3 separate regions of the Homo sapiens genome follow, and regions 2 and 3 are each linked to region 1. Evidence: chromatin loops called from intact Hi-C (ENCODE). Cell type or tissue: A673. All regions are shown on one strand. Region 1 holds the start of UNC5C (unc-5 netrin receptor C). Region 2 has its middle 82 kb from the start of PDHA2. Region 3 overlaps UNC5C (unc-5 netrin receptor C).

Region 1 (8,000 bases):
CACCGTGCCCCGTCCCCCTCTCCCGCCACCCACCCCCATGGCTCAGTCCTTTGTATGCCCAGTAACAGCAGGCGAATTCCACAGGGAGTCGCGCGGTTGATTCCACGACTATTCATAAGGTTGTTCACTTAAGCTTCCAAACACCCCCCTCTAAGCACCCTTGGCTAGCGCCCTGAGAACTTCTTATCAATTTTAGGAAATCCACAAGCTATGATTCTCGGTGGAGATTCCTTTTTAAATAGACAGACAGATGAACTCTGGAGGTGTGCATAAGAAAACCAGAGCAGAACCTCAGGGATGGGAGGCATCTGGCGAGAAAGGAAGGAAGGATTTATGAGCAGGGCCACTTAGCAGGGCAGCAGGAAAATTTACTTCCGAAGAAGCTATCGCTAATTCACAAAGCCTTGCTAATCACTTACCTCTCCACCCAGACCGCACTCCTATGCTAGGCGCTCTCCTCCGCTTCCAACACCCCCATCCCCACCCCCAGCGCCTCTCTAAGATCAGAGGGAATGCTGTCCGGAAACCCTAGGGTGTCTGAACATCACCTGGGGAGTTGGGGCTATCGTAAAGCCTCCCTTTACTCTCCAAATTTGGAAGGAAGAGTAACCGAGAGTGAAGGGAGAATCCCTGAATTGCCTCTGAATGCTGCATAAGCTTCCTTCATTCTCTCCTCTTCCAGGAAAAGCTGAGCTGCCTCGCCTGAGCCGGCTATCACCACTGAAGTGGGCTAAGAGACCCAAGTAGGAGCTGGGCTTGGCCAGAAGTTTTGGGGCCCAGGTGACCTGAAAGAGACCCCGGAGGGGACAGCCTTGGCTCTTTCTTCTGCGCTCCCTTCCAGTCAGCTTTCCCGGCTTTGAAGGCTGGGAGCTGCTGCTAACACTTCAAACTAGGCGGACAAGAAGGGAGCCGGGCGATCAGCTCCGGAGCCTCCCCTCCTCCCTTACCCATCCCCAACTCCCGGCCACACTCTTCCCAACCCGGCTTCGCCCAGGGCCCCGGTCACTTATGTTAAAGTTCACAGGCGTTAAATTAAAATGTCAGAGTTATAAACTGGTCGACTACCCCGGGGAGTTTCGGATTTGGTTTGAACAAGCAGCCGGTTCCCCCAGAGCTCCGGGATTTTCATTTCTACATCCCCTGGTGGGAAGCAGGCATGAAGCGGGGTATGTATGAGTGCAGAGGCATGCACATCCCGGGCCTGCCTCCAGCCGGGTACGCGGATTCGGGTGAGCTGTGTATTTCCACAGCACCTGAAGCAGCAGGCGAGGGGGACGGGTGCTTTTGAGTCCTTGACAGTAATGGACACATTTCCTTAGCTGAGCGCCCTTCGGGGTCTAGTGTGCTCAGAGACTCAGTGAAGATCCTGCTACCCCAGTCTTGGCACAGCGCGGGGAGCCTCTGCGCATCATGCGCTTCGGGGTGCATCTACGGTATGTCACACAGCCACCCGCACCGAGAGTCTTTCCAAACCTCCGTGTGTGCAATATGCAACAACGTGCGCGTGCGGAGCTGAAAGGGCACAAGACACTCCAGGCTCCCACACGTATGGAGACGGATCGGCTGCGTGTCCACACCCCGTTCGTCCCTGGTCCATTCGTGCCCATCTCAGAAGATAGATTAAACATAATAATAATAATAATTATTATTATTATAATCAAAGCTTCTTGACTAGTTGGGAAAGTGGAATTTAGAGTGGTTTCCAGTTGAAAGCAACGAGGCAAATTGAGGAAGTCAAGAGAACTGGGGAGGAGGAGAGGAAGGAGGGAAGGAAGAAGCTAAGGGAGGTGGCCGCGGAGCTTGGCGGACCCCCTTACCTTGGGCGGCGGAGCCAGTGCCGCTGGCGCTGAGCAGGGCCAGGGCAGGTAGCACGAGCATTTGCAGCAAGTATCCCAGTCCCAGTCCGCAGCGGGCCGCTGTCGCCCGCAGACCTTTCCTCATCGTAGACAGAGGTGTGCCGGGGGGAGGGGAGGGGGACAGAGAGACGCGCAAACAGCTGAAAGCCCCACTGGGCAGAAGCTGAATCCGTGCACCGCGAAGCAGTCCGAAGAAATAACGACAACCAAGCGCCACACTCCACTTTCTCCAAAGGCAGGGGCCAAAAGGGGGAGGAGAGGAGACGCCGAGGAGGAGTTTGAAGGTCCCTCTTTCCCAATGCCTTCTAACTGACGTCTCCCGCGAGCGACTGCTCTGCCCCCACTTGGGAAGTCCAGGGAGGCGCAAGGCGGCCACCTCCGCCGCTCCCCCCAGCAGCAGGAGCAGCCGCAGCTCCGCCGCACGCCGAAGTCTGGACTGCTCTCCGGGTCCCCTCGCCTGTGAGGAACACACACAGACACCGGGGGTGGGGGTGGGGGTGGGGGTTGAAGTGGGGGGAGTTGGAGGAGGAGGGAACGGAGGGAGGAAGCTTGGGCACCGTCAGGCGCTCTGGTCTCCAATCTCAGTGTTCTCACGCCGGCGGAGAGATGTCCCGGCTGTCGCTGCTGGGTGGCCAAGGAGGTTCACATCCTAGAGTAGGGCGCACGGGTGCGCGAAGGCGCTCGCCAAGGAGGCGTAGAGGGCGCAGCACAACTCCTCTGGGGGGTAACCGGGGGCGGGAGCACGCCCGCCCGCCTTATGTAAGCAAGGATTGCAGGGAGATCAGCGCCCAGGAGACCAGCTGTGGGTTTGCCCGCTGAAGCCGAGGCGAGACAGACCAGGGGACGAAGCGGCTGCGGAGAGTGGCAGCGCGCCTGCCTCCCGCGGTGCGCCAGACCTGGACGCCGGGAGTGCAGCGGGCGCGCCCCGGGCCACTAGGCTGTGTCCAGTGGAGCTCAGCCTGCCGCCTGCCACCTTCTTCGCCGCGCCGGCAAAGCCTCAGCCGAATTCCCTAGGACTGGACTCGGTCTACGACTTCGGGTCTCGCGGTTGACGAAGCCGGTGCGGGCTCGAACTGAAGTCCTTCTTGGTTGGGGAAGAAGGCATGAAGCTTTTGCACTGCCCCAGCCGGCTGCTGTCCTGGGGTTGTCAGCGCCAGTCAGACTGCTTTATGTTCTGAGCGCGTATGACCCCTTTGCAGTGGAACAGAAACTAAAAGCTCGACGGAAACTCATTCTGCAACAGTGCTTTCTTTGCGTGCATGTTGGTGGCTGACAAGGGTGGTGATGCGATACCGAGAGAAACTCTCTTAGAAAAAAAAAATGCAAAGCAAAATTTGTAGATACTCAAAGTGATGGTGGAGCCTATAACATGTTTTTCAAATTTCTAATAGTGTGTGTAAGAACTCGAGCTGCTATGAATTTGTTTACCTTTCTACAGGAAATAATTGTCTACGTAGCTGGGTTGTGAATCCCTGTGGTCATGATGGAGGGATGCAAGATTGGGTGGGTAAAATAAGACTAGACAAAAGGAAAGTGAATTTATTAAAAGGTCAACACACAGACACAGACAACATTTTGGGAAAAAGAAAATCACTTCCCAAGATTAGCATGTCTTTAAACTAATAATACATCAGGGAATTTTATGCTCTTGGTGCCAAGGGGGCCATGTGTAAACACGCATGCACACACACACGCAGGAAACATGAGGTCTAATTTTGGCTGTGGTCATAACTACTCTGTTACCCTGGGTAAGTCAGGTAACCTGTGAATGTCTCAGTTTCTTCATTTGTGAAATATTTTGATAGTTTCAAAGTTCTCTTAAGTTCTAACATTCTATGATTCTGCCTGCACAGCCCCATCTAGGCAATAAGACCTATCTCGGATGAATCAGGGAGATCCGAAAAGGTAGTATTTGCCAAAGACATTGACAAAACTGGCCACTTCTTATTTCTGTGGAGACTCTGTCCACCACACAAAACCCTTCTTCACTCTCTTCATCTTCTCCATACCAAGACATCAAGATATTTGACAACAGGGTGGGTGCTGGCACCAGACTGTCTGCCTTCAGTTCTTAGCATTTCTTATTACTTGACTGATATTGAACATTAAAGCTAGGTGCCTCTCTTCCCTAATTTGTAAGATGGGTCTAGTAACAGGAACTATCTCATAGGGTTATTTGAGGATTATGTAAGTTAAACATATGTAAAATGCCTGACGCCAAAATTGTAAACTGCTGTTCTTACCATTGATGAAAAATTCCCATTAGCCTCATGCTATCTACACCAGTGCTGTTCAGCAGAAATTTCTGCAATGAAGAACATGTTCATATCTGTACTTTCTGAGGTCGTAGTTATGAGATACATGTGGCTACTTGCATGCAATGTGGCTAGTGTGAATTGGAAATTTTTATTTAATTTTAATTTAAATAGTCACATGTGGCCAGCAGCTACCATATTTTATGGTGTATCGAGGCCACTAATAACTTGTCAAGTATTTTGAGAATGACTTCACAAGGGATTATTATTATACTTTATATTTATATGTACAATTTTACTAAGAAGGACAACAGCTTAAGTACTAAGAAATCTCCACACATACTCACCATCACATCAACGACATCCAAAAGTTATTTATTTACAATTTTATTGCCTGTCTTCTTAAATTAGAATTTAACTCTTTTAAGACAGAGATTTTGCCTTTGTTCATTATTTCAACCACAGCTCCTAAACTGAGCCTGATATATAGTTGGTACTCAATCAATATTGACTGATTTCCTGCCAAAAAAGCTCAATGGGGAAGACTCCTCAAAGTCTAGGACAGCTAAAGAAGGTTGAAATTGTCGCCTACTCCTGTTTGGGGTATTGAGGTACTCAGTGACAGATACCACATGCAATTAGTTCCTTAAAATAAAGAATACGAGATTAAAAGAGGAAATGTAGTTAAATACTGAAATTCAGCCTAAAGATGGCAGGAGAATGGTTTGAGAAGTGGTATAGAGTAATGAGGTGGAAAAGGGGGAAGAGAGTGAGAGCACCACACAAAGGACAGGAAAAACACCAGCAATACATCAGCTTTACACAGCAGGCAAGTTTCCTGCTCTCTACAAGTACAGATGGAACTTGTCTTGTGAATTAACATCCTGACTACTTTTGTTGATCATCACATTTTTTCCTCATGAGAGAAATAATAGTGTTTTATAGGCTCCTGAGAATAGGTTTACTAAAGTCATCGAGATCTGGGTTCAAATGACACTGCTTAGGGAGGCATTCACTGATCAAGTTACCTAAAATAGCAACAATCTATCATCCAAAATATCATTTGCCAGCTTTGATTTTGCATATAACACTTACTTTATATATGTACATATATGTGTATATATATATTTGTGTGTGTGTGTGTGTATACATGTATATATATATGCAGTCTGCAATAAAATGTATGCTTCTCAGGGGAGAAATTTTTTTCTAATACATTCAGTGCTCTATACCCAGAACCTGGAACAATACCTTGTACATAATAGGTGATCAATAAATACTTACTGAATATTGAATGGATTGAATCAGAACCAATGGATTTAAAATTGAGCTAAGTCCTTCATTAAACCTTCTTCCTCTCCTCTTCAGCCTCTCAAGTTATCAAATTATGAGTAGGCTTTTCTAGTTGTTGAATAAAATCAAGTTTTGCCAAATTTTCACCAAAAATTTATTGGAATTTGACTTTTTAGGGTTGGAATACTGCAGGTGTTTAAGGAACAGACAGGAAATTCATCTCATCTTGAAAAATGAAAAGCTTCATTTAAATCCATATACAAGGGCTTTCTTTTTCTTGGCTGCAGTGAGTGGAGAATTAACTCTAGGATAATAAATCCCAGTGACAGGTGCTAATGGGAATTAAGCATGCAAATCCCCTGCATATCCCTCCAGAAATCTACACCAAGAAAAGTATGCTATTTAGCATGTAGGCTGCTTCATAATAATATCATTTACTCGGAACTAGTACTGAAAAAGTTTCCAGTTTAAAGCTTAAATCAAAAACAATTGATCATATATTTTAATTATGGAAATATTTTCTTTCATTGTATCTCTCTCCTTATATGTTTGATTCCTCACTTTTTATATTTTTTGTGTAGGTTTAAAAATAAATCTTCATACCAGGGATATTATTAACTGCATTAACTGGCAACATAGGAGAAAGAGGATTTTAGTGAATAAATAGGATGGTGATGAGGAAAACTCCTTTCCTACAAGTTGGGAGTTCAGAGACCTCACATAATGTTACTGATAGACATCAACGAAGGAGAGCCAGATGGTCTAGATTCAGTTGATTCAATCCTCCTTCCCTGCCTTAGCCCAGAGAAAGAGATTTAACTTGTCATAAACCAAAACTCTCTAGGGCTTTCTGCTTTTTATTAATTCTATTAGATAAGACCCATTTGGTTGCAAGTGAAAGAAACCCAACTCGAACCAGCTTAAGCAAAAAGATAATTTATCACTGTGCATAACTCAAAAACTATGGATAAGAAATATCTATTTAATAATAGATACCATTTACTATCACTCACTGTGTGTCAGGCACTTTCTAAGCTCTTTACATGTGCTATCTCATTTAATCATCATAACTGAATGAAAGTGCCATTATTATCTCCGTTTCATAAATGAGGAAACAGAGTGGTTATGTAACTTTGCCCAAGGTCACACACAGTTAGTATTTACTAGCGACAGTCTGATTTGAGGGATGATGTCTTAGACCCATGAATTTAAATATCACTCATGGGACTTAGTACTTCCCCCCACCCTCAATATCTTGGTTATGCTCTCCTCTGTTTTGGTTTCATTCACAGACTTATGATCTCCATCCTGGGATTCCCAGCAGCTCCAGGTTTACATTGTCTTTATCATTGTCAATCTCAACACAAAGCACACTCGTTTCCAAATGGCAAAAAATAAATACAGAATTATGGCCCTGGCCTATCTTGGGCCACATACTCACAACTGAGGCAATTACCATGGCCAGATGTTTGGCATATACTGAATGGCAAGGCCTGGTCATGTGCCAATATTTGCCAACTGGAAACTTGGATTGAAAATGGGGATAAGGGGTTCTCCAAAAGGATACAATAGAAAATGATTAATACAAAAAAAAAAAAAGATGCCAAAGAGAATGGATGTAGGGCAGACAAAATAACAAATCCCTATTCTGTGGTATATGAGGCAAGATGAGTTCTCCAGGCTTTTGTGCAACAACACATCACTGTAGCAAAAGAAGAGCACTAGTTAAGAAAGGCTGAAGAGCAGCCAGCCCCCTGTGGATTGCTTTTCCCATTAACTGACTGGAAGAATTAAATCCAATTCAATTCAGAAAACTTTCACTTCCCCCCTGTTATATTGTGGTTCCACTCTAGGATCCCTAGGGAAAAATATGCATGAGGTATAGTCCTTGTGTAGCAATGGCTCAGAATCTTACAGGCAATATAAATGAATAAACAAAAGGATTTTAAATAAACACAAAAATGTTGTGGGAATATAAGGATATGGGAGCCTGAGAAGAAGATTTACCTAAAAGTAAGACACACACTTGTGTATCAGCAATACTGTTCTTCACACAATGGGTGTATTTATCTCTAACGATAAGGAACCTGGGAGTAGACAGTACATGGCCACTGTGGAAGCTCAGTTATGCTCTTTTCATGTCTTGGCTCCATGCTCCAGAATGTACAGCTTTCATTCTCACAGTTGCTTGATAGCTTTTCCACCTCCAGGAGTCATGTTTCACTTTTCAGGCAGAAGAAGGTGGAACAGTCCTGAGGGGCTGCATCTAGCCTAGATGCCTTCCAAATAACTTTTCTGGAAGCCCTCAGCCCAAGTAGTTTCCATTTCCTTGACGGTCTGTCAAATAGCCCCCTAAGATCAATCACAAATGGTGGATAAGGAGAAGGGTGTTGTGCATGTTGGCCAGATCATCTGAGTTGGACACAACTCTGTTGGAGAGGAGCAACAAGGGGAAGGCACAGAAAGAAAGACATTAAGACAGGGCATTTGAGGGTGTATTTGAAGAATTACAGGTAAATGAAAAATAGTTCTATAGTTGGTTGAGAAAAAAAGGAGAAAAGGGAGGAAAGTGTTTTCTTTTTTCTTTTTTCTTTTT
Region 2 (8,000 bases), 210 kb after region 1:
CATGAAGGAGTAAAGTGACTTGCTCAAGATTAGGGAATAACTCAGAAACAAAATCAGGAGGATTCTAGAAAATAAGAAAGTACTCAAAAAAAAAAAAAAAAAACAAAAGGTTGGTAGATGTGGAAGGGACACAGGAGACAATGTGGAAGAGCGCTTAATGGCCTAAGCTGGAACAATTCAAGCACTAAAATAAAAAGCAGATTATCGGATTAAAACCCAAAGTAAGAAATTAATATCCATTAAAAAATATCAAGGCTGATACAAATTAAATGGGGAAGAAGGGGAAAATCTCTTATACGGAAGAGGTCCAGGTAATTTATGTGGATTGGTTATCTATTTCTCTCCAAGAGATGGAAATTGACACCTCCTGCCTCTTTTCCCCACTAAAATGTGGGTATGCTTAATAAATTACTTCCAAAAATTGATATAAAATCAGGTGGAAAACAAAGAATGATTTTACAGTGGAGTAAGCTGGCAAATACTACCTTGATCAGATGGTCAAGGTTAGCATCATGAGTGATAAGTAATGTGTCCTTGATATGATGTGACAAGAATGGCTCTTTACCTCAGTGGTCTTCTTCTCAAAAAACCCATAATCCCAGTCTAAAAACGAGAAAAACATCAGGTAAACTCAAAACGAGAATATTCTACAAAATGCCTGACCAGTACTATTCAAAACTGTCAATGTCATCAAAAGTAGATAAAATATAACAAACTATCACACACCAGGAGACATAATGACTAAACATAATGTGCTATCCTGAATGGGGTCAAGGAATAAGAAAAAGACATGAAGGAAAAACTAGTAAATTCCAAATAATTTGTGGAGGTTAGATAATACTTATATGCCAGTGTTGGCTCCTTAGTTGAGGCAAATGTACCACAGTAGTATAAGATGTTAACAGTAGAAGTAACTAAGTAAGGGGTAGATGAAGTCTCTCTGTACTATCAGTGCAGCTTTCTTGTAAAGACAAAACTACTCTAAATTAAAAAGGTTATTAAAAAAATCAGTAAAAAAATCATGGTGAATTCCAGAGGTCTTTATAGTCCCAACCAGTTTTTCATATGGGATGTATTTTATTTGGTTGGTTGGTTGGTTTTTAAGTGTATTACTGAGTAAATTCTTTGCAGATTTCCATTGTTCAGCACATTCTAGTACTGGACACAAATGTTTATAGAATGGAATAAGTGAAATAGCACTTAGTACATTGCCTGATACAAAGTAAACTCTCAATAAATATTTATCAGTTGATTGAATAGGATTACAAATTATTTTCCACCATAGCTTAGGGTACTTATTACATTGTCTGGTTTCTGATGTAATAAGTAGATGGGCATAAGTGAGAGGGTTTTAAAATATGGACATATTAATCCCCGAGAACCATACTAGTAAGAATCAATAAGTAATGTAGTATATTAGTCATTCGATGAAGTACCTCATCCTGTGAAATGGTCTCTCGGTTTATCCTGGAGGAGATTTAAGAAAGGTCCACCTAATCAAGGTGATTGTTGGGGTGGTGGGGGGTACAGTCAGGAGCACATAACAAGAATTGAATTGATATGAAATAAATATAGGTGGATCAATGATATTAATATTCCTGAAGATAGTTAGCCTGAGTGTAAAGAAATGGGAGTCTGAGAAGAAAAATTTGTCAACATTTCCCCAGCACTCTCCATGAATGCCTCAGGCCATCATAGTTTGATGTCATTAACTATCAGGTTCATTCAACTAACCACTCTCCTTGCTCTGATTAATTTTATTTCCTGTGTAGATTGTTTTAGTGGAAGACAGTACTCTTGGGTCACTTTGCTAGTTATAGTTCTCATGGCACATTTGTAAATTTGCATTCTAGTTCACCCACTAGTTTCTTGGACATCTAGTTAATCTAGTTTTTTATTCACCAAATATATATAATATTATTATGTATCTCGTACAGAAGTCTTGAACTTAAAATTAGTGATAAAGTGCATATGTTTTGCTTATTAGAATGCCTTACATAGTACCCATTAATTCTTCAGATATATTATTGTTGATTTTTTTAATTACAATTGGTCTTTTGTTGCTGTTGTTTTTGTTGCTGCTATGAAATAACTTTCCACCTCCCTCCTGAATTTGAGCCATTCTGACAAAATTGAATCCCTTAACTTACAAATCGGAGAATTAGATTATCAGTCAACTACCCTGTGATAGAATGCAACTTTGATTGTTCTGCTAAAGTAGCCAGTTAATTTGCCCTTCATGCTGCTGTTTCTGTTTTCTCTTTTCAACCTCAGCATCTGAGGATCATATACTCTTGAAACACTCATGAGAGATAGGAACAGGTAGATAAGGCTACTTTATAGGGACCTCTTAATTCATCACAAAAATGAGGTGCCTCTGGAGTGGAACATAAAAGTTATTTAACCAACAGGTTTAGCAGCCGTGATAAATGATGTGTGTGATTTAAATTTGAGTAGAATTGTGTTTAATTGAAAATTTGGCCACTGCATGAAATCTTCACTGCAAAGATTAGGATGACATTGAAGAACTGCCATGGGTGCTAAGAATGTGAAATAAAGAGCCACTTAAGTTAATATTTCATAAAGCAGTCAGTGTTTTATAAAGCAGAGTTCTAGAAAATATGTTCCGGTACCACTTTCATCAGTATCACCTGTGACATGTGTTAAACTGCAGCCCCTTGGCCTCACAGTACTACTGGATCAGAATCTCCTTACGGGGGAATGCAGGAATCTGTGACTTTTTTGAGGTTTACTGGTAATTCTTATAAGCCCTACAGTTTGATAACCTGGTTTTGCTTTATAAATTGAGAGAGCACTTTGATACTAGTGTGCTAGCAGATTTTATTCACATTGGTTACACATTTCCAGGAAGTCTTGAATTTAAAACTTACTGGGCAAAAAGGGGGAACATATGGTGTTCAGGTACTATGCTTTGTTAACATTTAAAATAAAATATTTTTAGAGTATGTTTTGTAAACTAAAAATTATAGTCAGCATTTTAAATAACTATGTTTTAATTACAAAGGCTTTTTGGTACAGAAATTTTCCTCAATTTGCATATAAATAGCTAGGCAAAGTGTCTGTTGGAGATGCACAGTAATTTAACTAAGCCTGATTTCTCTGTTTTACAATTGTCAGAATCTTTCTATGTTTGAGGTTGCTTTTCTTTCAATAAACATTATATTGAACACATATCAAGTTTAACCTCATTGATAGCTAACTTGATTTAATTAATTTTCCCAGGTATACACTTGACAACAGATTTGCTTTGTTCGTGATCCAATATTTGTAGTCTTTGAAATATTTCTGTGAATCCTAATATGTATTTGTGTTTTCAGCTTCTACAGACGCTATTCTAAAGAAAAATGCACAAGACTGGCTTATTTGCAATTAAATGTCTGCTCTAACACCAGTTCAGTGGAACCCATTGCAACAATAAGCCACTGAAAACTTAATCATAAAAATGATTTCCTTCTGGTCACACTAAAAGAGTGGAACTTTGAGTCTGAAAAACCTATAATATATCACTTACTACCTGTATAACCTTGAATCCAGTCTGTGAGCTTTCTGAGCCTCAGATTGCATACCTATAAAATGGGTTGATGAAATAATATTTGTAAAATGCCTGGCACATTCCTAAATAAAGAATGGCAGGGAAAAGGATAAAGGAAGGAGATGTGAAAATAGTGGAACATTGGTGGGAGAACAGGCTGTAACTTCTGAGTCTTCACTTCATACACACAATGCAGAACTCTTCATTTCTAATGTGGGACATCCAGACTCTTAGTGAGTGCGGAAACCATTACATTATGAAAAAGATAAAAGGAATAAAAGTCATTTCATGGCACAGCTAGAACTCCTTAGTAATTTCATGATTTTTGAATTGTAAAGTGAATAAGAATGTTAGTAATATTTACTTCAAGAAACATCTCCATTGTACCATGGTTGAATGAATTTAGAATTCTTAATAAAGGTACTATGCTGTAAGAAATAGCCCTTGATGCAGCTGACCTTATATTTTCTGTGTTACTTTTTTATTCTTTGACTCCATTTCCTGTCTCTTGCCTCACACATAATGAGTAAAAACTGCTTCTAAATTTTATATTGTGCACATTATTTCTTAACATTTTTATTTTCACCAAAAAAAGAACAAAATGCCATTTACCAAGCAGAAGAGGAAGAGCTAAGGATTTTTAAGCCCTACAAATTTTTATAGTTATTAGAATCATTACTGCACTTTCTCAAAAACTGCTATTTTAAGGAAAAGGGCCTCAAACCTTTTCCTGATACACAGTAATATCAGTTCCCTATTAAACATGTTAACATAACTGAATTGGTGACTAGTTTTTACAAAATAAGGATAAGTGAAAGGTAATACTTTGTGACACTGAACTGGTGCTGTCTTAAGTAACAGTACTTTGTTCTTTTTACAGTATTTTTGAACAATCCGTGTACCCCACTTTAATTCAGAATCAAATAACAAGAGACAAGGGAACCCACTCAAAAGAGGTTTTCAGTATTTGGAATGAGTTTTAATGTATCAGAAGAAAGAGGAATACACTGATTTGATAATTAGCATAAACATAAATTAGAATGCAAGTGGTTTTCAATGTAGGAAAACTTGCTGACTCACACTGAAGTATGAAATAATTTTGGACAAAGTGAGAATAAAGCAAGGAACTAGACCTATAGCACTCTGAGAAGGAAGAAAAACATTTTGGGATAACTCCAGGAAAAGTTATAAGATTGGAGATTTGGAGTAGAATGTTTTGTTTTCCTTGTGTTTTCCAGTTTTTCCATTTTGTTCTTGTTATATGTTTGTATGCAAACTTTGCTCCAATTTTAATTTTATTAGAACACATTTTCAGAACTAGAATTATTAATGGAAAATTTAGGATTGCTACATGCTGCACAGAAAAATGTTGCCAAAGTTCTTACCAACATAATGTCTGAGAATGCTGGTCTGACCAAAAAATCATTAATATTTAGCATGCTACCTAAGTTATTGCAAATTATGTAAATAAAAATTATCTCTTATTATGTGATTGCTAATGAGATATCAAGTATGTATTAGGAATTTATAGTTCTATAAATTATTTCGGAGTAATGCTCGTTTTTCAACTTGAGAATTAGCATTTTTTTGAATCTCTGAATTTTCTTTATGTATTAAAGGTGTTACTCTTTATGACTCACATAAAGAGTTGCAAATGTTTTCTCAGGTTTGTGGTTTGCCATTTAAAGTGATTTTCATAATATTTTATATATTTAACTTGTGTCTTTGAAAAATAAATAAAACATCAGAATAAAAGTTATTTAAAGCATGAGTTTGCCTATCCTGCACTGAGCTGTATCTTTAGCCTCTAGCCCATGCCTAGCAACTAGGAGATTCTCAGTAAATATTTTCAGATGAGCCTTTGCAGGTATTACACCTTTGGTTATTAATAATTCTAGCAAAAATAGAATTCTATGGAAAATTAACCAGTAGTTGCCTTATCTTTTATCCCTTTAATTTCACTCTTAGAAGTCCTTAATTATAACATAAACATTTTGAAATAAATTACTGTGTTTTACTCATGTCTGTATACTTCAGAGAGCTTATTACAGTGGCTTTTCATACATATTTATGGAATTGAATTCAGTGCAAAGAAAAAAACCCAGCCAAATAGAAACATAATATTTTCTCCCCCAAATCATTATCTTTATCAAAGCTCTAATAATTATTTTTTGACTTCATATTCTGTGCTAATCACAGAATTTTCTCTGATTTATTGGTCAGGTTTTCTGGAGGCAGGCAACGCTAACAAAATTTGTCTGTCTAAGAGAAAAAGGAAATTTTCCGGAAATGCAGCAGGGGTACACAGAATAAACAGCCTGGAAGTTGCAGTAGTGAGACTGAAAGATAATAAGATTAACCCAGGTTGCTTGAGAGCTAACATGTAAACAATAAGATTTTGGTCAGGATGATGTTGGAATTCCTGAGAAACATCATTGTTGATGCTGTGAATTAGATTCTAACTCTCTGTTTCTGTGTCACTAAAGCAAAATTCAAAGATGAGAATACAAATGTCTAACTGGCCAAACCCAGGGCACATGTTTCACCCTGGTTTTTGGAGGGCAGGAAGAGGGAGAATTTGCCCCAGCCTCTTTCAGTTTCCATAGGACTCTGTGTAAGATGGCACAGTGCATCATTCAATAAAGTAGGCAGGGGTATTGGAAGCTGGACAGAAAAAATGATAAATATCTTATAGAAATAGGCATGTTGGATAAAACACATATTTTTCTCCTTGGAGCTTATCATTTGAGAGAAGAAAAAACTATCACAGATACAAATATAATATTAAAACTGTGATAAGGGAAATTAAAGAGAATAGTTTGTATTATTATATATACATGTGTGTGTATATAATATATATAAAATAGATCAGGATTTTTTTAACTTGCAAGTGACAGAAATCTAGCCTTTACAGATCATGCTAGCTTGCAACATAAAGGAGCTGATATGGTTTATCTGTGTCTCCACCCAAATCTCATCCTGAATATCCACATGTTGTGAGAGGGACCCAGTGGGAGGTAATTGAATCATGAAGGTGGGTCTTTCCTATGCTGTTCTCATGAAAGTGAATAAGTCTCATGAGATCTGATGGTTTTAAAAACAGGAGTTTCCCTGCATAAGCTCTCTTCTCTTATCTGCCACCATATGAGATGTGTCTTTCACCTTCTGCCATGATTGTGAGGCTTCCCCAGCCACGTGGAACTGTAAGTCCATTAAAACTCTTTGTTTTGTAAATTGCTCAGTCATGGGTATGTCTTTATCAGCAGTGTGAAAACAGACTAATCCAGGAACTTATCAGCTAACTTACCTAAAATGTCCAGGGTTAGCTCTGGCTTTGCATATGACTGGATTTAGTCTCAAACAGTGTGCTACATCTTGGTTGCTCTGTATCTAACTAGAAACTATAATTAGTTTATAATATTTCTAGTGTTGGCTTTATTTTCAGGCAGCCATTTCCCCATTTGTTGGGAAAGCTGCTTCTCCACAAGCCTCAATGAAACAAAATCTTTACACTTGAAATCCCAGAAGATCAAATGCCAGAGATCTGGGATAAAATATAAAGAAAGAATAAACAATCCAGAGGGATCTTTACATATATCTAGAAGTGATGATTATAAAGGTCAATGAGAAAACTGGGTGAAAAATTTTCCTCACTGCAGAGACATTGAGAAAAGATCAGCCTCTCAGCCTCTATGTTCAAAGAGTTTATTAAACTTAATATTTAGAGCTGGGAATTCCAGAATATCTGAATGAGGAATTCTGAAAATTCTTTTCCCCAAATACAATGACTACATCTTCAAAAAAAAAAAAGACTAAATCTTCCCCAAAAGTTTGGAAGTTTGGATATTTGCCAAATGCATAAAAACAGGAAGAGAAGTATTTATTCAAGAAAAATGACTCATTGTAAGCACTGTAATAGAGTATGTGGCATTGTAGCCTGGGGCAACTCAAATCATCCCCAGACCAGATTTGTGGTATTCTAGTTCTACCAGGATAAGGTAGACTGTGAAGACAATGGTCCTATGCTGGAGAGATGACTTGATTTGGAGCATGAAAAAACTCACCGTGAAAGTGCTATCAAACACAATTTGACCTTGGTGGCAAAAATCAGGGAAGGCTAACATTGCAGTTACTCTGAGATTGTGATACACACGGGGAATACACTAGATCTGCAGATCATCTAGAAACTTTACAGGAAGAGTTGGGGAATAAGTTAGTTATAGAAGAACTTGATATGTGCCATGTATACCTGGTAGTCAGAAAGGCTGCATACATGCTGGGGAGAGACCAGAGAGGATGACTACATAGACCGAACTTGTACTCACAGAAAGGCAATGCATGAGAACACTTGAACGTCAGCTAAACACTGTATATCTAAACATTGTATGCATTCTCCAAACATTCATCAGCAAAAGTTAGAAGGTATAATAGCTCAAGGCATTCAAGC
Region 3 (8,000 bases), 180 kb before region 1:
GCTAATTGTTGTTTTGTTTTGTTAACCTTCTTTTGCTCACTTATATTTGGCAGCTTGATTTGTGTTTTTCATTCTTCTGAAGTTGCAAAAGCAGCAAACTGCACCACCCATTGTGGGTGACTCCATGTAATTACCGCGTACAGGTTTATACTTTATCACAGTAAGACAACAGCATCATAAGAAAAGCACTACATGATTTCCAATGATTATATGAATAAAATAATCACTGGGTTGTACAAAAGAGTATGTCATTCAAAAGAATACGTAGTTCAAAGTGGTCATTCGTTTTTCTAATAAGTAAGCGGTCTGTAGAGGGAAAGCTATAGGTTTAAGCTTGTCTTGACGTTGTTTATCTAGTGATCACAATACATAGCAGGGTCCTGGGGCCATTAGGAAGTTTTTAGGTTTATTTATCTATTCATATTTAGTACATTATTTAAGAAAAGAGTAATGCCAATTACTTAGAAATTAGAAACTTCTAGTTGTTTATTGATAAAGTTACTTTAAACATTGTTTAGTCCAAAAAACATGGATTGAAAGCCTGTCTGTTTTCAGTAACACTTCAGTGAGGCAGCCTTCCCCTAGCTGTGATAGTCTCCTCAGTGTAATGCTGTTTCATAACGTTTCTCCATAGGTTATATCTTGACAGAAAAACGGACATGAAATAAAAAGAAACATAAAAGATGAGAAAAATCCATACTGCTTTTTAAAATGTTGCAAACCCCACTGTACATAAGGCAGACCTGTCACTGTTCTTCAACATTTGCTGAACCTACAGCTATGATAAGAAAGAAATAAAAACACAGTATATTTTGTGGGGGGGGGGGAGTATCAAATGTGATTGAGGTTAGAGTTGGAAAAGATGAAAACTGATAGGAAGATGCAGCATAATCTGATGGTTTAGAGGCAAGTCCTGCATCTACATACATTGCCTGAGTTCACTATTTAGTACCTGTGTGAATTTGGATGAGTTACTTAACCTCTCTGTGTCTTGTTTTTTTCACTTGAGAAACAGGGATAACTGAATCGCCAGCTTCAAAGTATTGTTATGTAAATTAAATAAGTTAACATGTGCAAAGCACTGGAAACACCAGGGCTACGTAAGTGTTTGTTCAATAAATAGTTTTTCACAGCTCAAAACCTCACAGTAGCATAAAGGACACTTGAGAAGCTGGAAATCAAATGGGTATTTAACTCAAATTTTCACCCAATAAAACATCTGTTCTCTTCCAAATCATGACATTAAAATGCAATAACCCTTACTAACTTTGGCAATTTATTTATAAAAACCATGTTCTGCATTTCTTAGTATAGATTTTCAAGCTATGTGTCTTTCTGATTTCTACATTGTAATGCAGCCAGCCCCAGAGCCAGGACAATTGCACTGTTTCCTATCAATTGCCTCTTCAGTGCAATGCCTCCTGAAACCATTTCCTGAAACATGTAACAATCCTATCACATAATTGTGTAAAACCCTAGACACCCATGCCTGTTGTTTAATGCTAATTTCCTTGAGCTTCCTAAGAGGAATTGCTATTGACTACTTTCATTAGGAAACTATTGACCCTTCTCCAGTGGAGCATCCTGAGAAGAAATTCACTAAATATGCCCGTATTTCATCTTTTGAATATCAAGGTGCAGTAGGCATGCTGCAGGATATGGCTTATTTAATCCAAAATTAAAATTTTATAGGCTACATTACCTAAAGTAAATTGCTTAATACATTTAGAAGAACAGCTGCTTTCTAAGTGTTTGGCATCCATGTATTTGAGACCTAAATTAGGCAAACCCACTGACACAAATGCAGACATAATGGTCTCCATGATATTTTGGATGACATCCCCTATCACATACAGAAAAGCGATTTCCAAACGGGAAAGGTTGCTCTGTTAGGTATTATTGATTTCAAAGAGATTTCTTAATTCTTCCTCTTATTGTTATTCCATAAAATTGAGAAATAGTCAAAAACATTTTATGGGATTTAACATCCTGATTTTTAGTTTCTTTGGCCCTGTTTGGGTACTATTACATTTTTATTAAAAATGAGTATTCGTTCCACATTCAAAATTAGATCTAAGGCATATTACAATAGAAATAGATATAAAATATAGCACTTACAGGCAGAACGAATGTGTGGTTGGTGGTTTGTTAACACAGGAGAGATTTTCTTGCTCTGCTTCTATGCAAGGTACTGAGACATCATTCTATAGTGCTCAGAGGATGCACAAATATAACAAAAGAGTTCAGTTTAGATTTCTGAAAAGTTGGGTGTAAGAAGTAGCACCAGGCCCTAGGTCCTGATCAGGAAGAATCCTCAAGCAGCTACACCATCACAGGAGAGTAAAAACAATACAAGGTTGTAGCAGATTCTGCCAGCACTCCTTGAAGCTAGGATTAAGTTCTGATTTCCTAAAGACCAAATATACCTCAGATTCAACTCCTACAACGTCTTCTGCTACCAACAGAGTCAAAACCACCATCATCTCACTATCTCTTGTCTTGTACTATAGTAATGGCCTCCTTGCAGGTTTCCTTGTTTTGACCCCTAAACGCAACTATCCCGCAACAGCCAGAGTGATCTTTTAAAAACATAAGTAAACACATGCCACAACACTACTTAACTGTTCCCCGGCTTTCCATGGTTTCATTTTACCATGGCCTAGAATGCCCTACATCTATATGAGCTGACCCTCTTCTTATTCTATTTCCTAACATTTTCTCCCTCCCATAATCTGTGCCAGTCACTCAGACTTTCTTGGTGTTCCTCTAATACTTACTAAATAATATCCTTCTAGGTATCCACATATCCTGCTCCCTCCACGCATCCAGGAGCACTCTCTACTGTTGCTTTGCCAAAGAATACTTCCCTGACTGTGATCCGTCTCCTTACGCACCATTTCATTCTTCTTGGTGACTTTTATCCCTGCCCAATACTGTGGCAATTGTTGATGTGTTGATATGATGTTTATCTGATTCTTCCTCCCAAATGTCCTAACAGTTTGTTTGTTTCGCGGCTGTATCCTCAGCACTAGCACAGCAACTGGCACAAGGTAGACACTCAGGAAATAGCTGCTGAATAAGTGAATGAGCCCTGAGTTTATGGGACATAAATAGCTTAGCTGTTGAATATGGGATGGAAAGACACTGATTCATTTTACAAATGTGGGAAGGGGGTGGCGAGCTTCCATTAATGTCCCTCTGATGTTGAACTATGTTATGCTTCAAAATAAGAAAGCAGGAGTAAAAATTATTTCATCTTAGTTTGTTAAGCCATTCTAAATATGATGAAGTTATTTTGATGACAATCTCTAATGGAATCACTACACATGAGATCTGATCTCCAGTTGGCCTCCAACTGTGATCTTTTCCTGCATTTGAAGAATGGGTCTGAATTAGCCCTTAAATTACATTATAAGCAAGTTGACATACCAACAAAAAACTCGGGGAGCACGTACTCTGATGTTAAGAAAACAGGAAGGAGATGTCAAAGCAACATCCCTCAGGACTCTTCTTAATGAATTATGAAAATAATTCAAGAAAACAAAGGAGAATAATATTTCAATGCAGACTTGCCCTCAACATTTGCCGGGCTCAGGATAAGAGTGCAAATGGAGGTTTGCACACCATATGCCTAGATACTTCAAGGTTATATATCAAGGCAACAAAGTATTAAGTAAAATATTTATTATCCTCTAATCTTGACAAATATATCTTCTAGAGATATATTATAAAGCTAAGTTCCAAATTATCATTCTTTAAGTGCTTTGAGTGTCACGGGTTTTCAATGACCAGATTCCTTAGTTGCCATAAGCAGCCCTGCATATGCCTCTATGGCCATCCTGGTCCACTGCACATGCTCTGTCCACACCCCTTACAAGCAGTCGCTCCTTGGCCTCCCCTCAGAATCAGGGATTTACACACTGACAGCAAGGCTTCTACTTGAGAGGACAGGCCCAAGCAAATGATCCATGCAGACCCTGGAAAGCAAGCTAGAGCCATTTGAGCAGAAAATTCTGGAATCTTGACTACCCAAGGCATAATCTAGAAGAGAAGGTAGGTGAGGAGGAGCATAGTTGGGGAAAGGCTCAAAATGGGGACCCTCTGGAGAGGGAGGCCCAGGGTGGCAGGCCATCTAACCCAGTCTAAGTGAGGCATGGTCTGGTGCAGTCAGACTCCTTCTCAAGAGGACATGAAAGAAGCAGAAAAGTATGGAAATCAAGTATAATATATATGTCATATAAAGTAAATACAAAGTTTAGAAAAATTTACAGTACTGACTCTCAGGAAGTTAAAAATGTTATGGTTGCTAAATTATAATAACATCGCAGGTTGAACTATAATGCTGAATATTTAAATCAGCACTTCAAGCATGAAACAGTTGAATTGATATAGAAAAGAATATAGGTTAGAGTAACATGTAGTAAAAATGCTTAACAGAGACTGGAAAGTGGATATTTTATTGTATTTATCTTTCCTTCATCCTTCTTGCCTAGTAATTTGTCACGTAGTAGACTCACAATAAACATTTGGATAAGAAGGAGATGAACAAACAAAAGCTAAATTAAGAAATGATGAGAGAAAATGACAGACACAGAGATACATAATAGGAGTTCAGAATCACCATAAAAATGAATTAGAATTGGTTATGAAGAACATAATTGAAGAAAGCATTTTAAAACTTAGGTAAAAATAAGAAGAAACCAATATCAAAGTAGTTTCTCTTAAGATTCTTTCATGTCATAGAAAAATACATTATCCATACTTCCAAACAGGGTAAAAAAATGACAATGGATTATTTTAAAGGAGACCATTTTCAAGAAATACGTCAGTATTCCTTTTACAATGAAGAAACAGGATAAAAGTTGGAATATAAAGATGATTGTTATAAAGAAACATGTTAATATAAAATGCTAATCTGAAAACCCACAAAAGCATCATACAATTAATTTGAGGCAAAAAGTTTTTGATGACATTTAACACTCATTCTTAATAAAACCATTGAAAATAAGATTAGAAGAACAATTTTCTAATAGCAAAGTACCTATCTTAAGGCGAAACGCAATATTCTTTATGGGAAAATTCTTCAGAAATTTCCTTTAAATCCAGGAATAAAATAAGCATGCTCATTATTTAGCATTATTGTGGAAGTTATTTCTCATCCAAGAATAGTTTTAAAATATACAGAATAGGCCGGGCGTGGTGGCTCACGCCTGTAATCCCAGCACTTTGGGAGGCCAAGGCAGGTAGATCACGAGGTCAGGAGATTGAGACCATCCTGGCTAACACGGTGAAACCCCGTCTCTACTAAAAATACTAATACCTGTAGTCCCAGCTACTCAGGAGGCTGAGGCAGGAGAATGGCGTGAACCTGGGAGGCGGAGCTTGCAGTGAGCCGAGATCATGCCACTGCACTCCAGCCTGGGCAACATAGCAAGACTCCGTCTCAAAAAACAAACAAACAAACAAACAAAAATATATATATATACAGAATAAACAGAATCAATGTTTGATTCATTAACTCATTTTAAAATTTTCCCTTGAGATATCTGTTCCTTTCTATATATACTTACACATACATCTCATATATGTATGAATACATACATATTTATACATATATATCTTATGTGTATGTATATATATATGCATACACACAAATATATATTTGTTTTCAGTAAATTATTTTGTTCTTAATTCTGTACTGCTGAACTATACAGTAATCCAGTTTCTACTCTAAGAAGCAGGTTATATGATATTAGAGACTAAAAGAAAATAGATTCCTTTTAAACATTAAAATCGTTTTCATATTCTATATGAACAAGTATATATAAATGCTATGCTGATTTATCAATATTTATGTTGGCTAAAAACAGGGTCAGCTTGAGAACCAGGAATCAATTTATACCTTTAGAAGCTCCTATTTTGAAAAATCAGTTTAAATAACTCTTTCCAAGTTATAAGAACCTCTTGAAATGTTCAAGTGATCCTATAAAATATTTTTATTATGATGACAACTGATTTATGAGTACATGATTTTGAACCAAAATACAGTCATTTGACATAAGGGTTAAAGTTACTTTGAAATAAGAATAGGCTGCAATTGTATCAAATTGTTTCTAAGTATTTTCAAATTACTTTTAAGATAAACCACTATTGTTGTGTATAATGAATACACTCTACATCCATCCAATATTTTATTGTTAAAAATTCACATTTGACCACTTAATATGCAAGTATTTTTACTGAAAATATGGTTTCTTCTTACAAATTGAGTGGAAACTCAGCTGAGCCCAAGAGCCCCTCCAGTGCTCCCTTTACAACAGTTCTGGTTGTCTGCCTTTTTGCTGTTGTTTTAAGCCAGCGAAGTGCTAATATCATTCTCCACTTGCAGGCCTTACTCTGCAGAATTATTTAACACTAGACACACTGGTATAGGGAAATCACTGTTCAGTAGTAGCCAGGGAACATAATCAGTTCCTTGATTTTTACTTTGGAATGTAATAGCACTGAGGGAAAAGAAAACCAAACAACAATGACAAAAGGAGTAGGCAGGAGGGCTTTATTGGTGGGGGTTGTATTTAATATTATTTCAAAATCACACTTTTCAATTTTCTGCTTTGTAATGAACTACAGCCAATTACTTCCCATCAACACTGATAAAAAGAGCTGTCCAACTGTTCAACATTTGCTTTGCTAATTGAATGATCAATTATTCAAATAAATGATTTTCCCTATCAAGCTCCAGGAAAACCTTGGTCGTTGTTCCAGCCCCAGCTATAACATACTGTGGAGCAACAAAGAAACTAAATCCAGATAGAACCCTGAAATGTTAAGATAAAAATCCCTCTAATTGGGTGAAGATTTATGGCAAGTGAAACCGCTTTGGCATCTCATGGATTCTGATCTTTTCTGAGACTGCTAATCCCACCTTCTCCTAGCCTATTTTGCTGATTAATTCATTGGCAAGTATCTCTGTGTTCCCTAAGAACATGCACTTTGTTAGGTAATGGGTTTTAATGATTAGTCTAAATGCACTCCTTCTTTGCCAGCAAAGAAAGACCTCTCTCTAAGTCATCTTAGCCCCAAGAGGACTTTGTGAGGAGTGGGAGTCTGGGTGGTGCCAGGGGAATTCTCAGCTGACAGATGGCAGATGTGTTCTGTGTTCACGCCCTACAGTTAGGTGGATTAATAGTAGCTCAAGGTCATTCTGTGGATTTGGTCTTTTAAAGTCAAAATAACTTTTAAAAGAGTTAGACAATATGTATAAGCAGCTAGTTTCCATATGTTCGCGGTATTCTGAAGGATTCCTTCTCGATAACTGACTTGCTTTAAATATACAGCAAGTAGAGCTCATGTGAATGGGCACAGGTTCCTTCCCCACCCTCCTTCCAATAATTATTTTCAAAGACAGAGTCTGGTCTTATTAGATGGAAGCTCACATTATTTTCTTTCACTACATTTACCTATGTCTAAAAGCCACATAGTTAATAGAAATCCAAGATTCAGTAGTTTATATATAGAGAGAGTATCCTTTCATGGACAGGTTATGTTCTTTCCCAAAGGAATACGCTGATGGAAATGAGAATTATAGTTTTAACAATTCATGTTAGTTTGCAACTGAATTGGCCACATCAAAAGTGTACAGTAAATGCAAAATGTAACTCACTTTCAAAGTAGGAATTAAAAATCAGATCCTTAGATATATAATCTATTAATAAGAAGAACATTTACTAAATTCAACAGAATTTTATCTCAAATCAGGCTAGGTTGAAGTACTGAAGAAAGCCTACGTAACTATCATAATTTTTATATCTTAAGGGTATTGTGGCTGATGATCATTTCAGAAGCTAAGAAAAGAGTCGGACTTTTTGCATTTACTTAAACAAACACAATTTTTGCAAATTCTAATTAGTAATAGCCTCCACAGAGTAATAGCTTTTGATGGATCACCAGAATAAAAGCATTATAAGGGCTGAGGACTTTGTCCCAGTACATGGCATACC

Evidence for each region. A loop is a pair of places that touch in the nucleus more often than their neighbours do. Peaks named below come from ENCODE experiments on the same cell type or tissue, not always from the same donor. Only the 100,000 strongest peaks of a DNase experiment are listed, where the experiment ranks them.
Region 2: it touches region 1 in a loop (2.2-fold over the local background); 2 of 110 quality-filtered maps call a loop at or near these places.
Region 3: a loop joins it to region 1, with 3 times the contacts of the local background. A loop is called at or near these places in 7 of 110 quality-filtered maps.

What each region holds. Positions count from the first base shown.
Region 1 is chr4:95,546,917-95,554,916 of GRCh38, forward strand. It overlaps UNC5C (unc-5 netrin receptor C), which reads right to left and starts at 2,057. Exons shown (of 16, transcript NM_003728.4): 1 at 1,818-2,057. The coding sequence starts at 1,941. UNC5C-AS1 (UNC5C antisense RNA 1) reads left to right here and starts at 2,232. Exons shown (of 5, transcript NR_183914.1): 1 at 2,232-2,315. RefSeq lists an enhancer at 2,499-2,628. In A673, no CTCF peak of the experiment used is centred here; DNase peaks (open chromatin) are centred at 4,915, 5,725 and 7,185; H3K4me3 peaks cover 1,932 bases; H3K27ac peaks cover 416 bases; H3K27me3 peaks cover 1,281 bases.
Region 2 is chr4:95,754,188-95,762,187 of GRCh38, forward strand. No RefSeq gene overlaps it. Among named protein-coding and RNA genes, the nearest start is that of PDHA2, 82 kb to the right of the region's middle. In A673, no CTCF peak of the experiment used is centred here; DNase peaks (open chromatin) are centred at 3,904 and 7,454; H3K27ac peaks cover 877 bases.
Region 3 is chr4:95,370,608-95,378,607 of GRCh38, forward strand. The region is part of intron 1 of UNC5C (unc-5 netrin receptor C); the gene reads right to left. Among named protein-coding and RNA genes, the nearest start is that of UNC5C, 170 kb to the right of the region's middle. In A673, no CTCF peak of the experiment used is centred here; a DNase peak (open chromatin) is centred at 3,404.